Linked DNA regions of Homo sapiens: region 2 is linked to region 1. The links are chromatin loops, found by intact Hi-C in ENCODE. Cell type or tissue: PC-3. All regions are shown on one strand. Each heading gives the region's core, and the rest is flanking DNA. Links, peaks and the distances in the headings are about the cores only.

Region 1 (8,355 bases), core at 197-8,196:
CTTTTTAAATATTTCCTCCTCCTCTGTTTTTTGGAATAGTTTGAGGAGGATTGGTATTAGTTCTTTAAGTGTTTGGTAGAATTCAGCAGTGAAGCCATCAAGTCCTGGTCTTTTCTTTATTGGGAGACTTTATTATGGCTTTGATCTCATTACATTTTATTGGTCTGTTCAGTTTTTTTATTTCTTTCTGGTTCAATCTTGGTAGGTGGTATTTATCTAGGTATTCATTTATTCTAGATTGTTCAATTTATTGGCATATAGTTGCTAATAGTAGCCACCAATGATTCTTTGAATTTCTGCAGTATCAGTTATAAAGTCTCCTTTTTAATCTCTGGATTTATTTGGAAGTTGTGTATCCATTAAATATATAGATTTATATGTAGCAGTGTGGGAGGGGTGTGTTTGGATAGATAGATAGATGTATCTCTCTATATATACACACCAATGATAATCATAATCATGGCATTTTTACAGGTTAATTTATCAAAATAAGTTTCTGTAAATTCTCAAATAATTGATGATGATTAGCTCTTATTTATTATTTAATATGTACCAAAAATTTAAACTATTTTTATCATTTTTCCCCACTAAACAATAACTGGGGGTACATTTTATTTTTCCATTTAATAACTAACAAAAATATTTAACTAGTCACATTAACCACATTTTTTTTTCCCTATGTTGCAATGCTATTAAGTGGTAGAGGCAGAATTTTGCTTCTCACAATCTGAAGTTAAAAGCAGCATTTCTTTAATTACAGAGTGTGAGAGATTAGTTGAAGGGTAAAAAGTTTCATTCAGTTAGATAGGAGAAATAAGTACTGGAGATACATTGTACAGTATAGTGATCATAATTGGTAATGTATAATATACTTAAAATTGCTCAGAGTAGATTTGAAATGTTCTCATTAAAAAATGATAAATATGTGAGGTCATGAATATGATTATTAGTTTGATTTAATCATCCCACTATGTTTATGTTCCTATGTTTGTATGCATATAAATCAAAACATCACATTGTATACCAAAGATACGTAATCTGTAATTTATCAATTAAAAATAATTATTTTTTAAAAAATATAATTCCCAATTACTATGCTACATTCGTGAAATTAGAAATAGTGGTCCATCTACTGCCTCTAGAATTAGCTTACCCTGTGAAGGACAATGTCTAGGTTTTAGTGTCCTTTTAACGAAAATGACACTTAATTGGTGAATTATATACCCTTCTCTCAACAACACCTTAAAAATCCTCTAATATTACATGTAGAAATTGGTAACCTCACAGACAAAAAGAAAAAATTAGTATAGCCATGGAGAATTAGACTAGAGAAAGTGTGTTTATCTTACATTAAAGGTAAGTACTAAAACTTAGACTACTATTAATCTTTATATCTAGGTGTGCATTTCCAGTCAATTTTATATTGGATTTTATAACCATTTTGATTTTGTGTATCAGTTAACTAATTAGTATAAACATTACATAAACTGTATGATCGATTAGGAAATTGTAGTGTCTAGATATAATGTCATTCACAAAAGATAAACTGATGGCTGGCTATTATGATTCTTACTTTACCAAGTAACAAATTTAGCATTATGAAATCTGTAGTTAGTTTACTTCTGCAATGAACATAACATTAAAATTGTTGTAATAATATGTTTCTCCAATTTTTTATATAATGCATAAAGGACAAAAGATCAAGCCACTTCTATATCTTGCCTGTTAATCAGAAAATATCTTGGATTTATAGCTATGTACTAATCACAAAGTCTTTCTTAGAAAAGTATTAAAAGTGATTTTATACTATATAATATTATTTATTAAATCCTATGTGATGTTCTCCTCACAACTAGTGTCTTCATAGTTTAATTTTTTTCTCTATTTTTTTAAAAGTCAGAATTGTCAAGGGTTATGTCATATTAGTATCAAGATAGTTGACCATAATTTTAGATATTAGGCTGAGACATATCAGGACAGCTAACATTTCAATGTAAGTCAATGAAATATATAGATGGTTATATAATTAGGAATTAAGGAAAGAAGCATGAGAAAGGCTGCATAAAGGAAACTTCTCTCGGATAATCCTTATAAGCATGGAAAATATACTTTTTCACAAAACTTAAGACACAATGCAAAATGATGCTATTCCATTTTTAAATGAATGTTCACTTTTATAAAGTCTTACATAAGTAATTGTAGATAATGGCTCAGGCAACATTTTAGTACCATTGCCTGCATGTTTTGAAATTTTGATGTCCTTCTTTATGAGGGATGGATGTGGCAATGCTACCAAGACTTTTTAATACAATGTACTAAAATTTTTAATATATAGGATATAATACTTGGAACTATGAACTTATGAGTAACATTAAAAGGGAAAACTGTTAAAAAAATGAATAATTTGATTACAAGTTATTTTTTAAGAAACAGAATCATCAATAAAATTTTGAAATAGAAAATGGACCCAAACAGCACAGTTAGTTTAGAGATTTAAAGAACATCTTTCAGATATTATTAGCTGTCTCTTGAAAGATATCTGCTTGCAACGCAACCAAAGTCTTACAAATGTGTACAGTTTAACATACCTACTTGGGGGAGAAACATATCTCAATATTTTCAGATAGAAAAAAATCTATTTTGTTATCATGAAACTTCAGAACATATTTCAGAAGAACCCAACATAATACATGCCAATTTTAACATTTCTTTAATTAAGAAAATATTTTATAAATAAACATTTCTAGTGTTTAACTTCAAATGCTATTTTTATAATCCTCAACAGAAAGGATATTAGAACACAGTTTTAAATATATCACTACTACAAATGTTCTGTCACTGAAAAATACTTGTAACAGAACATTTATTTAGGAACATTTTGCAGAGTAATTTTTATTTATTTTACTATGTTTTTGAGACGGAGTCTCACTCTGTCACCCAGGCTGGAGTGCAGTGGCGCCATCTCAGCTCACCACAACCTTTGCCTGATGGGTTCAAGCGATTCTCATGCCTCAGCCTCCCAAGTAGCTGGGACTACAGGCGTGTGCCACCATGCCTGGCTAATTTTCGTATTTTTTTTGGTAGAGACGGGGTTTCATCATGTTGGCCAGGATGGTCTTGAACTCCTGACCTCAAGTGCTCTGCCAGTCTCAGCCTGCCAAAGGCTTTTGCAAAGTAATCTATATGTCTCCCCTTTTCTTTTTATTATTACCTTTTTTTTATTTTGCTTTGGTTTACTTATTAGCCAGAATATTTTGTTTGATAATTAACATTACATTCTTTTGAGAAAATCAAATAAGAGCAAACAATACAAATCTACTCTCAGAAACAGTGACATCCTCTACTATGTGGTCTGTGTAAAATAATTTATATTTCACTACATTTCTTTTGTATGCTGAAAAATCACCTTTTAATAATGAATAGGACAGAGCCATATCATCTCTCTCAATTGAGAAATTTAATGTACTTGTTAGGTGACATGCAGATAAAGCTAAAATGCAAACCCTATACTTACTTCTTTAATATTTATATGTTTATTTTGAACCAAGAAAATATTTCCATATCATTACACATCGGAATTATTGAAAGAGGCACTTTTTATAGAAATTAACTTTTAAAATTAAATCCTCTTTCCTACTCCAAATTGTTCCACTTAATGCCAGAAATATCTTACATAAAATATCCACTGGTCTACTCACATGACAGCAACTTTTATTGCAAAAGGATATGCCAGAGTTTGATTCATTATTATGTCACAGTTATGACTCATCTCTTAGGGTAACACAATTGTCATGTTAGCTGTGTGGTTTTCAATTTACTCTTGACTTAAGCAGGAAATAAAAGAATGTCCAGCTGAGAGATTGCCAGGGGTGTTGAAATGAGTCATATGCATTAGCAGGCATTATTTACTCATAAATCCCATATTTATTGGGAGCATTTTGCAATTCCAGAAGGTGATCATAAAGTTATCTTGGCTATGTGTTGGATCAGTAGCAAACAGGAATTGCTATTATGAAATCATTACACTGAAGTGTGTCTGATGCCTGAAATAGATCCTCATATTCAAAAGAATATCAACGACTAAGGCACTTACCAAACTACTTGATACAAATATGGAAAATGGCTAACTACTCTGTCAAAAATTTATATTGATTTTATAGGTACATTTCACATGAATACTTGATTCTTTTAGCTGCTTCAGAATAGCTTGAGCTAATTCTACATCAATCTCATATCATCAGTGTAGCATCCTGTGTTATTCCAGTGACACTTGGTAAGAACCAGTGTATCTCCTCTAGAGCCATCTGCTATTAATTTTGAAGCTAAGCCTCCCAGAATTTCACTCATCTGGAACCTAGGGGCAACACACACACACACACACACACACACACACACACACACACACAGACAAACACACACTCTTTTCCAAATATTGGAGTGTTAAAGTATTAAACTAGTCATCTATAAAGTAGAGTGTTTCCTGTGCAGCAAGTAGAAGTGTAATTAATTATACATGTACTGTATTTTGAAGTCCATTTGGAAGTACATGAGTTGACTGATTTGTCAAGGGTCTTAAACACAATCATTAATCTAATCATTTATCTCCTGGAAATCTGTTTGAGTGAGACATTATTAAAAATGTTTGGTATAAGAAAATGTATTGCAGTGCTACTAATAGAAAACATAAATCCAAAATATAGTAATGGTAACAATAATAACAAATTATTAATATTTATTGAGCTCTATATGACTGACCCACGTCTATGCCTTGCTCTGTATTATTTAATCTTGTCAACAACCTAATAAGTTAGGTTCAAGTATTATATGCATTTTGAAAATGAAGAAACTGCATGTTTGCTTGAGCACAAACAATCTGACTTTTTAAATATTCATGAATTAGAGAATACTAATGCTATTTAAACTATACGGCAAAAGTTGTTACTAATAATCTTTATTATAAAACAACTGAGTGTCTATATATATGCATATTTTGCATGAATCTTACTTTATAGCTAAAATGTAATCAACCATTTTCTGTCCCCAATTCCATTAAACAATATGCGAGATGAATATATTCTCATTCTTGAGATTTTCCACCATCTCTAGGCAGGGCTGAATCTTTGGATGGGTGACTAGTACAGTTCCACAGCGCCCAACTCTTAGAAGGGCCAGCACTTAAGAGTTTAATGATCTTCATTGCAAGCTTTTAATTCTTTTTTTTTTTTTTCTGAAACAGAGTCTTGCTCTGTTTCCACGCGGGAGTGCAATGGCATGATCTCGGTTTATTTTAACCTCTGCCTCCCAGCTTCAAGTGATTCCCCTGCCTCAGCCTCCCAAGTAGCTGAGACTACAGGCACACACCACCACACCCGGCTAATTTTTTGTATTTTAGTAGAGACAGAGTTTCACCATGTTGGCCAGGATGGCCTCAATCTCCTGACCTCGTGATCTGCCCGCCTTGGCCTCCCAAAGTGCTGGGATTACAGGCGTGAGCCACCAAGCCTGGCCTAATTCTTAATGATATCTCTGAATTTGTATTTTTAAGTAAATTCTGATGGGATAATGCGTCATGTGTCCAGGACTTGAAGCTGCTATTCCCTCATGATCCTGACACCTGGAATTTGCACCTCACAGGACCCCAGCCTTGCTGCTCTGCCCATTGACCTCTGCCACCCTCCATACCGGGTGTGAGTTACCACCAGAAGAAGTCTGTGGCAGCAGCAGTCTTTGCCTTATTCTGACAGTGCCAAAGTGTGTTTGGTGGGTGACTCAGCTGAGTTGAGCCTCTTGCCAACTCCCAACACAGGTGCAGAGTGCATCTGAGCATGGAGGTTCTTGACTCTTATGACATGAAAAGTGCAATGTGAACATAAAATTGTGAATGATGTGACTATTCCAAAAACACAAACAGACACTGGCAAGGATCTGTTTTGCCAACAAAGCTACACAACTGCAGCAGAAAAGCTCCATGGAGGAAAAACTACAGTGCAAATAAAGGTTTCCAGCCGTCAATGATGCTAGCAAAGTGGAGGAAGGGTCACAGTAGGTCCCTCAGAAAGCTTCCCCAGCCACTTTCATGAAATTAACACCCTTGACCATTTTCTCTTCCAAAAAGTAAGGATTTTCTCTTTAATGTCTCATGCCTCTTCCAGCTTTATTACTCTGTGATTATGTGTTCATTTTTAAGGCATAATAAATGTGAAAAAAATGAGATTGATTTGAGTTTACTTTTTCTAAAAGTTCATTCTAGATGCAATAAATGAAGTTAGACAGTAAAACTCAGTAAAAATGCTTTATAATATATGTATATATGCTCTTTAAGAAAAATTGCTTAACATTTTTACCTCTTAATTTGCTTTCGTGATTCCATGCATTTTGTTGTACTTATCATGGCAAAATTTATTTGTGAAGTATATATCAGAAAGCCTTGCTCTATGATCAACAAACTTTGGTTAACTTTTAACTTTCAACATAACATTAGATATTCACCTCTCCATTTGTTCAGAGTTAAATTGTCATTACTCATTTGCTTTTTTATCTAAATTAAGATTTTCTTTAAGTCAACACAATAAACGCCATATATGCCAAGCCCACAGCTAACATCATATTCAACCATGAAAAGCTGAAACATTATCCTCTAAGATCAGGAAGAAGACAAATATGCCCACTTTCCCTTTTTCTGTCAACACTGAAAGGGAAGTCTAACCCCGAGAAATTAGGTAAGAGAAAAAAACTACAGGCATCTAAACTGGAATAGTAGTTAAACTGTCCTTGCTTGCAGACACATGATCTTACATATAGAAAACTCTAGGCCGGGCGCAGTGGCTCACGCCTGTAATCCCTGCACTTTGGGAGGCCAAGGTGGGCAGATCATGAGGTCAGGAGATCGAGACCATCCTGGCTAACACGGTGAAACCCTGTCTCTACTAAAAATACAAAAAATTAGCTAGGCGTGGTGGCGGGCACCTGTAGTCCCAGCTACTTGGGAGGCTGAGGCAGGAGAATGGCATGAACCTGGGAGGCGGAGCTTGCAGTGAGCCAAGATTGCACCACTGCACTCCAGCCTGGGCAACAGAGAGAGACTCCATCTCAAAAAAAAAAAAAAAAAAAAAAAAAGAAAACTCTAAAGACTCCACCAAAAAAACTGTTAGAACTAATAAGCAAATACAGTAAAGTTGCAGAATAAAAAATAAACAAAAATCACCTGTGTTTCTATGCACTACAAAGAATCTGAAAAGGAAATAATTAAACAATCTCATTTATAACCACATCAAGAAAAATAAAGTACTTAAGGAAAAAAATTCAACAAAGATGGTAAAAAAAAAAAAAAAAAAAAAAAACTTGCACACTGAAAACTACCCAAAACAATCTATGTATTCAATCCATAGCTATCAAAGTTCCAATGACAGTTTTTTACAGAACTAGAAAAAACAATCCTAAAATTTGTATGAAGCCACAAAAAACTCTGACTAGCCAAAGCAATGTTGAGCAAAAAGAACAAAGGTGATTGCACCACATTGCTTAATTTCAAATCTAAAACAAAGCCATAGTAATCAGATCAGTATGGTACTGGTACAAAAATCAGACACATAGACCAATGGAACAGAATAGAGAACCCAGAAATAATTTTATGAATTTACAGTTAATTGATTTCTGACAAAGATTCTAGGAACACACAATGGAGAAAGGATTGTCTTTTCAATAAATGGTGCTGAGAAATACTGAGTGATGTAAAATGTTCACACCACAAAAATAATAACTGTGAGGTAATGCATATTTTAATCAGCTAGATTTAAATATTCCACAATGTATATACACAGAAAAACATCATGTACTTGATAAATATATACAATTATATTTGTTAATTTAAAATAAATAAATTAGAGGAAAATAAATGATGCTAGGAAAACTGGATATCCACATGCAGAAGAATAAAATTAGACTCTTATAACACAGAAAAACAATCAAATCAAAATATATTAAAGACTTAAATTTCAGACCTGAAACTGTAAAATTACTAGAAGCAAATAGAACGAAAAAAAGCTCCATGACATTGACTTAAGTAATAAATTTTTTGGAGCTGAGTCTATAGGTACCAGCAACAAAAGCAAAGTAGACAAATGGGATTCGCAAACTGAAAAGCTCTGCACAGAAAAGGAAACAGTCAACAGAATGAAGAGACAACCTACAAATGGGAGAAAATATTTATAAACCATACATTTAATAAGGTTAATATTCTATATGTAGGGAATTCAGACAACTCAATAGGAATAAAACAAATAACTTGATTTTTATAAATGGCCAACAGGTTTATTAAAAAATGTTCAACATTACTAATCATTGGGGAAATTCAAA
Region 2 (8,355 bases), core at 36-8,035, 84 kb after region 1:
CCTAAGTGAAATAAGCCAGTCTGCAAAGGTTACAAACTATATGATCCCAACTGTATGTATTCTAGAAAAGGAAAAGGTCAGTGATTGCTATGGGTTCAGGGGAAAGGAGAGGAATAAACAGGTGAAGCAGAGAGAGATTTTAGGGCTGTGAAGTTATTCTGTACTGTCCTCTGGATATGTGATCTTATGCATTCATCAAAACCCAGAGAGCTGTAAAATACAAATTGTGCACCCTAATGTTAACCCTGGACTTTAGTTAATTATAATGTATCAATAGTGGTTCATCAATTATGACAAAGGCGCCACACTAATGCAAGGTATTAATAGTAGAGGAGAGAGGGTATATGGAAACTTTCTGTACTATCTGCAGAATTTTTCTATAAATTTAAAACTACTCCAACAAATAAAGTCTATTCATGAATTTCTTTAAAGAACTAGAATCACCAGTCCATGTTCACATGTTTCAAGAGACACTCCCATGTTTTGAAAGAGGCATTCCAGTGAGGTGCTGTACACATGAAAAATCTTCTACCTCTTCCTACGCTCTTACAGCACTCATGACAGTTACAAGAATTGTCATATTGTGCTTTCATTTCATATCTGGTGGCCAGCAAGAACTCAGGAAACATATGTTAAAGACTGAAGGAAAAAAATGGCTGATTAAAGAATACAAAAAATAAATCTCATCAAAAGTCAGATTGATTTACTTTTTATTTCCTTTGTGAAAACCAGGCTTGTCTTCTGTCCATGTACTTGATGCTACAGTTATAACAAATTAGTCATAATTTCATATTCATGCCCTTATTACTTTCTGAATATTCCCTTTTCTGCCTTCTTGTCTGACCTGTATAGTTTCTCTTCTCTCAATCTCACCTCAAATATCAGTTTTATTACTAAGGCACCCTGCCCTGGTGCTTTCACAACATAATAGTTCCAAGTTCTACCAAATCTTTTTAGCGTTACATTGTAATTATTTTAATGTCTCTTACTCCTATAGGAGTGAGCAAATTGAGGCCAATAGAATGTTTTATTATGATATACCTATCCCTTTTCATAGTGCTTGATAGAATTCAAAATCAATTATTGGTACTGTGAATAAACTAATGAATGCTGCTGCTTTGCATGAATCATGTCATAGAAAACCTCTGCCTACCCATATTAATAAAAGTAGTCAATTGCAAAGAAGCCTAAGGCAATAGGCTGGATTTGTAATGAAGTAAATAAGACATAATTGCTAGAAGGCAAAATTGTGTAATTGAATGTGCATGGATTTTATATTAAAAATTATCCCACTCTGGTTGCACAATTTGTACCTTATGACATTGAAAAGTGAATATAATTACTCCTTTTTTTCATACATTAGAATATCATCATTTTTGCTTGGTTGCTGTAAGACTGAGTAACCAAATGTAAAAGAATCTAAAATGCCTGGCACATAAGAAGCCTTCCAAAGATAATATTTCAAATCTCCTTATTTTTTATGGGAAAGATGGGAACCCTGAGGACTAATCTCAGCTATTCCAGTTACAAGTGTTTTGATCTTGAATTAATTATGTAAAAATCCACGATCTTTGGTTTTTATTTATAAAAGAATCATCATGGCACTAAATGTTTATTATGGGGGTTAGATATCACACGTAAAGTTACTAGCAGAGTTCCTATTATACATAATAGCTCGACAAAGTATTAATCAGTTTAACATGAAAAGATGTTAACAAAAATAACTTGTTAGGCTGTAGCCTAAAGACAGAATGATTGAGTCCATACCAGGTACCCTCAATTCTAAAGCGTGGTGCTAATTCAGCTGATGAGGGTGCACTGGACTTTGTAGAGGTACTTCGGCTAGAGTCAGTCTGTCATCTATATTAAATATGTGAGTTGAGAGTGCTGAGGAGAAGAGGATTTTATTGCAGAGATTTTCATTGCAGTTGCACTATTGCCCAGTCCTTGAGAAGGGGAAATCTGGAATGAGTCCTTAATATCATGTATTGAGAGAGAGGCATTCAAGGAGACTGTCTGAAGAGGCTGACATGGGTGGCACTGGATATTGATAGATGCAGAGGAGCCATATGCGACTCCTAATTCGTAAGATTAAAGACATTTTCCCTTTCCTGGGGGCAGAATAAAGGGGAGGGGAGTATCATTAGGAATGCACTGTGCTTCCACTAAGAGATGGACAAAGTTTTGTGTCTTTCAACAGGCATCCCTTATGAGAGAAAGAGAGAGACAGATGGACTAATGCCAAGAGTAGAGCCTGGAGATAAAATGAACAAGAACCATGAGTACTGAGGAGCAATGTCACAAGGTGCTAGCCTAAAACATTGCTAGAAACAAAAAAACTTGGTCAAAGATTGTCTTTGCAGCATTCTCCAAGGAGTCTGTTTAAGTGTCAGCATTGGCTGCCTAGTTAATAAGAAAAGTAGTGACATCAATTTGTCATCATTTCTGCCAAGTCTTTGCTCTTTCTGTCAGGCCTACAAAATTGATCAGGCCTAAGTTGGATGAAAGTTTAAGATACTCAATACATTAGATTGAAATGGATTCCTTATTTTAGACTGCTATTTGTTTAAAGCCAAGAAAAATAGAACATTTATGCAGTCATTGTAACTTGATAAATCTAAGGAGCCTATTTTTTATTTCACTCAGAAATATGCTAAGAGAAAATTAACAGTGCAGAAATAATAAAATTGATTACTAAATTCAAAAACTATCATATTCATTTCCTTCAGTGAACCAATTATTTGTTAATGATGTATCATGGATATTTTAAGAGGTACATAAAACAATGAATGCTTCTTTTGAGTTATAGTCTTACAGAGAGAGTACTCATCAAGTCAACAAATATGTTTAATTCTTAATGTCTCAATATACTTCTACTGTACTTTTTACTAGACATCATCAGTGTTTTGACAACATTGAGTGAGTTATGCAACTAGAATTATAAACCACATGGCAATGAAAGTAGACTCAGTCAACCATGACTGGCCAGATTGGCATCAAGAAAATTGTCATTACAATGAAATTTTGATTTTGAAAAGACAGAGAAAAATCAAGAAAAAAATGGGCAGAAGCGAGAAAAGAATATAAGTTTAGGTGGATTTGAAAAAAATGTGGACCCTAGATAACATAAAATCTAAATGGCTTTAGAACTTCAATCAATACCCTTTACATCTTGTTATCTTGTCTGTACTGACATATTTCAGCTTTCTCAAGAATTGCATGTCCCTTGACAAGTATGTGTGTGTGTGTGTGTGTGTAAACTACACAACAAACACACACATATATGTAGTTTATATATATACATACACACATATATATGAAGTTTGTGTGTGTGTGTGTGTGTGTGTGTTTACTCAAATGCCCTTTTGCTAGTTCTTCTTGTTGATGTTGAAGTTGGTGGTGGGTTGTGAGTGATGTTTGAGTTTTGACATTTTTTGTTATGATAAAGAAAAGTATCCATTCTAATGAGAGTAATTGATATCTGGATGTTATTTAGGGTCTTCCCATATCATAGGATTAACCAAGCAGCATCTGGTACTAGTGGCTATTTAGAAAAGTTAATCTGTTCCATAGGAAAAGAGGCACTCATTTTAAAACATGAGTCATGTAGCTATTCCTAGTCCTTTTATTTCCTTTTACAATCCAAAACACTGCTGGGACATGTCTCAGGAAAAGAATTATCATTGTCTATAATTAGACATTTAATATACTGACTCATAAGAAGTGTTTGGACATCCAAGGCATCAATGAGTCAATTATATTTTTAATCTTTAAAACTGCTACTGAAACAGTGCTGCTGAGAGTCATTACTCTTGATTAATAGCAAAGCATACTTTTTAGAAGAAAAAGCCTGTATTTCTCTTTGATTTCTAACTGCACACACATGCTAATTGCCACGGAGAGTTTATTTAGCTGGACGTTTGGGACATGTGGGTTACATTTTTATAGCTACTTCAGACAGAAAATCTTTTCAGTATATTCTACACAGCTAGGCAACAAAGAGGAAGAGGGCAATTTACAACTGGAAGTTCTTCTAATCCTCCTTCATTAATTGTGCCTTAATGAAATGATATATCTTAGTGGAATCCATAATAACAGTAATTTCTGTTCCCACAAGTAAGCCTTTCAGAATGAAATTATCACATTTTCTATATTCAGAAATTTGCCAAAATAAACTTTGGAAAACATGTGTGACTCTGTACCATATTGTCTGCAGCCCCAAAACTGACAGCATTTGGCTTATATTGCATCATTCAAACCTCACTTGTATTGAAATGCTCTACTACTGAATTTGTAATAGCAAATGAGACTTGCAGAAAGCTTCATCCAGAGAGTCATGTTCTTCTGTAAACGTGATAATTGCCCTCATTTGACTACTGATTCATTTGGCTTTCCTATGGATAATTAAGAACCAAAGACCTGTGGTAATCACCTGACTGCATGGTATTCTGAACATTTGCAACATCCTGTTTAAAGCATACCAATTATATTAATACACATTTTGCAAAAGCTTTGTTTAAATCAAAAAGTGCTTATTTTCTATTTACACTTGAAAGTTGAAGATAGCTACTATATTGTTCCTTGGTCAAGTATTATAATCAGTCATAATGTGATATAGTTTTAATTAATTAACAACTTAATTCTGACCCATTTTATTATAATATATGTGGAAATTTCCTCTAGATCCTTGTGTCAAAAATACAGAATTTCAGATATACATCTGTATTTTGATATATTACCAAGAAGCTTTTATTTTATATTAGATGTTTTAGATGACTGCCTGAAGAAAAAGAAAGGAATACTTTGTTCATAAATGATGAAATGACCAAATGAATCAATTGTATAGGCAACATTCTTTTTCTTTTTCTTTTCTTTTTTTTTTTTTGAGACAGAGTCTCTCTGTGTCGCCAGGCTGGAGTGTAGTGGCATGATCTCGGCTCACTGTAACCTCTGCCTCCCAGGTTCAAGTGATTCTCCTGCCTCAGCCTCCTAAGTAGCTGGGACTACAGGTTCACACCACCATGCCCACCTGAATTTTGTATTTTCAGTAGAGATGGGGTTTCACCATGTTGGCCAGGATGGTCTTGATCTCTTGACCTCATGATCTGCCCTCCCCTGCCTCCCAAAGTGCTGGGATTACAGACGTAAGCTACCATGCAGGGCCGGCAACATTATTTTTCAAAGATATTCTGTTTGTTTAGTTAGTTAAATCCATTTTGATAATGTTTTAATTTTCATTTATGTTGGAATAATTCAACATTACCTAAAATTGAATTGTATTAATATTTTGCATTTGCATGAAACAATATTTACAGACATCAGCATTTTACTCTATCCATAAATTAATAATATTACATTCATCCAAAAAGTTGAATATTTTTTATAGGAAGGTAAATAGGGCAAAGGGAACAAAACGATTATTTGATAAATATGATTCAAGCTCTTAACTTCCTTGCCAAAAGAATTCTGATTTATTTCAGCGCTTTTCAGACATACCAAGAGCAACAGAGAGCTCAGGAATAATAGTTTCCTTCAATAGGTCCAAGGATACACTATGATGAGTCTCAGTCAATTGCAGTAATTCCATTTCCAGTTATCTGTTATTTGATAAGGATTAGGAAATGACAAATTCTAGTGACTCAGACGTCAGAAGACATGTGATGTGGGGCTTCTGGGAAAGATAACATTTGCATATTTAAGTAAAAGTAGAAAAACAAAAAGAAAACCACTTAATTCCTTTGAACGTATGGATGCTGTCACATGAAGACTTGGCACTTTGGCAAGTCTGTTGGGACAACTTTGTGAACCAAAAGCAATAACAGAAAATTACATTCTTCAATTGCTGAGCTAATGAATCAATGATTCTGGAACTGCCTCCTTCCAGAACTTTTATTCAGTGAAATAATCAACAACCTTAATGATGAAAATATTTTTAGTAGAATATTCTGTTTTTTTGCAGGAAAACATGATAAACATATTGTAAGAGATATGTGATAAGCACGTTGTAAGAGACACAAAAATTTAGACACAGTCTCTGACTTATAGACAGACTCCTCTGAAGATGCTCCTACCCTGAGCCCCTGAGAGGAAGCTATGATTTATCTGAATGATATATATTGGGAAAATATAACAATGTGATCAACTTCATCTTTTTCCTCTTGGAAACAAGGTGCCACAGAATGAGTATGTCCCTGTCCATCCTGCAACTGGGTGGGTGGGTCTGCCTAATCCTGAGTTTTGGGTGAGGAAGTGCTTTTAGGCTCTGTCTTCCAATTCTGCCCATCAGTGATAAAGTAGATATTTTGGTCTTCATCTACCAATCCTACTTTTGTCTCTCAATTAGTTCAGAACCTAAGTGGGAAGTAGGAGTGTTTTAATCAGTACCTCCTCAGCGGCAACAATGGGTTGAGTGAGTGATTAAAATTGAAAATAGACTTATTTCATTGAATGTTTTGCAGTCCACTTTGAACATACACGTGGATTTCTTAAGGGATGGCACTTTCAAGGCAAGAGAGTTTCTCCCCAATATCAAGTCCTCAACCCAAGTTCAGGTGTGAAAACAGATTCCACAAGTTTATCTGGCTTGCTACCTCAGATTCATTTTTGTCTCTTCTCTCTCTGCATTACAAACTTATATCTCTTTTATCTGTAGAATTTTCTTTGAGAATTTTTTCTTCAGTGCCACCTCAACTACTTTTGTCTAACTGTATTATCTAAACCACTACAGCTAGCTCCCCTATCCATAAAACTTAACAATAATAAAATAGAAAATCTTGGATTCAGATTCATAAGAAGTGGCTACTAATCATTATTAGATCAATAAAAAGTTGTATGACTTTGACTGTCCAAGCTCACAGTTTTTTTTTGCCTTAAATACTATACCACCTCCTAATTCTAACCTACATTTTGTGCAAACTGTGCCCTGCATAGAATACTTTCACATTACCTGCTACACTTTAATGGAATTTTGTGTTAATGAAATTTAAGGCCCTTCAGGATCTACATCACATTTTATTTGACTTTGTATTTCTAGCATCTTTCACAGTGTTTAACCTACAATAAGTGTTCAACAATTAGTTATTGAATTAATGTATAAAATTTTAATCTTTATTTGTCTCACATACCCATCAATAAAAATAAAATATCAATATCTGTTCTATTTACTGTTAATGATACATTTGCAATTACATGGCGAAAGTAAAGTGGACAAAGATAAAGCCATCAGAATTGGGGATAAAATTTCTAATATGAGAAAGGGATTTTATATATATGCATTATCCTTTGGCTGTTTCTATGATCTTTTGTGTTTCTTAAACAGCATGCCAAATATCAAGTAGGATATTGAGCTGAAGGAAAGAACACAGGATAAGGCCAAAATAAGCCTATCACAAATATGTCATTAGTGCCAAAGATTAGATCCAGCAGAAATCTCATTTTTTTTAATTCTAAGTTTTACCATATCTCAAAAATCCTGATAGGATTGCATAGCGTAGGGTTGATGGATCTCAATATGTTCATGTTCCCATGGTGATTCTGATGTGCAGCAAGGCCCAGCACTACTCTTTCTGTCAAATGAATACTCACCTTTTTAATTTGGTACATTTCAAGCAAACAGGAAATGATAGAGTTCTAAGTCCCAATAAAGACAACTTAATTACAAATACATTATTCTTCGAAATCAGCAGTATTGGTAGGTAGAAGAATTGGAATTTTTAAAAATCGTAATTGGTTCTTTTTCATAGTCACAATTCCCATTCTGCTAACAGGGTTGCTATGAGGATCCCATGAGATAATTTGAAAGTACTTTTTAAAATTATGAACTGCTATTGCTGCTGTTTTGCTATTTTGAAATAATGCTTCTAGTCTGATTATATTTCATCATTCAATGTCTCCTTCCCATAATGGCAAAGAGCTGAAGACTAGACAATTTTTTTTTTTTCAGAAGGACCCAGCATTCTGGAAGCCCCACCCTTTCAGGTCAAGTACCTGGGGACTGTGACTTTGACTCTATGAGCTTCACTTTTCCTATCTATACGAGAACTATAAAACCAATCACATCTCATTATTAGATGATATAACACATTTAAACTGCTTACCCCAATGCCTGATACATAACAGTAAGTACACATAATTAGTATAGAATATTAACAAAAAAAGTTGACAATGATGAATTCTTGCTTGTATATGTTCTTAAATCCCCTTGCCCACTTTACCTATCCAAATCCATCTCTTAAAAATTCCCAAGAGGAATCTTAACTTTTAGCCTGTCCAGTTTTCTCATCAGCTGTCATAATGGTCACTTTCATTTGGACATTAATCTTTTAATATTTTAAGCTGTTTTGTTTGCTACTACAT

The links. Peaks named below come from ENCODE experiments on the same cell type or tissue, not always from the same donor. Only the 100,000 strongest peaks of a DNase experiment are listed, where the experiment ranks them.
Region 2: it touches region 1 in a loop (14-fold over the local background); 4 of 110 quality-filtered maps call a loop at or near these places.

The regions. Positions count from the first base shown.
Region 1 is chr5:21,148,966-21,157,320 of GRCh38, forward strand. All of the region lies in intron 2 of LOC102723561 (a long non-coding RNA gene), which reads right to left. Among named protein-coding and RNA genes, the nearest start is that of LINC02146, 540 kb to the left of the region's middle. In PC-3, for the core only: no CTCF peak of the experiment used is centred there; DNase peaks (open chromatin) are centred at 3,836 and 5,776; H3K27ac peaks cover 2,528 bases.
Region 2 is chr5:21,233,394-21,241,748 of GRCh38, forward strand. The region is part of intron 3 of LOC124900950 (a long non-coding RNA gene); the gene reads right to left. Among named protein-coding and RNA genes, the nearest start is that of LINC02146, 620 kb to the left of the region's middle. In PC-3, for the core only: no CTCF peak of the experiment used is centred there; no DNase peak of the experiment used is centred there; H3K27ac peaks cover 1,878 bases.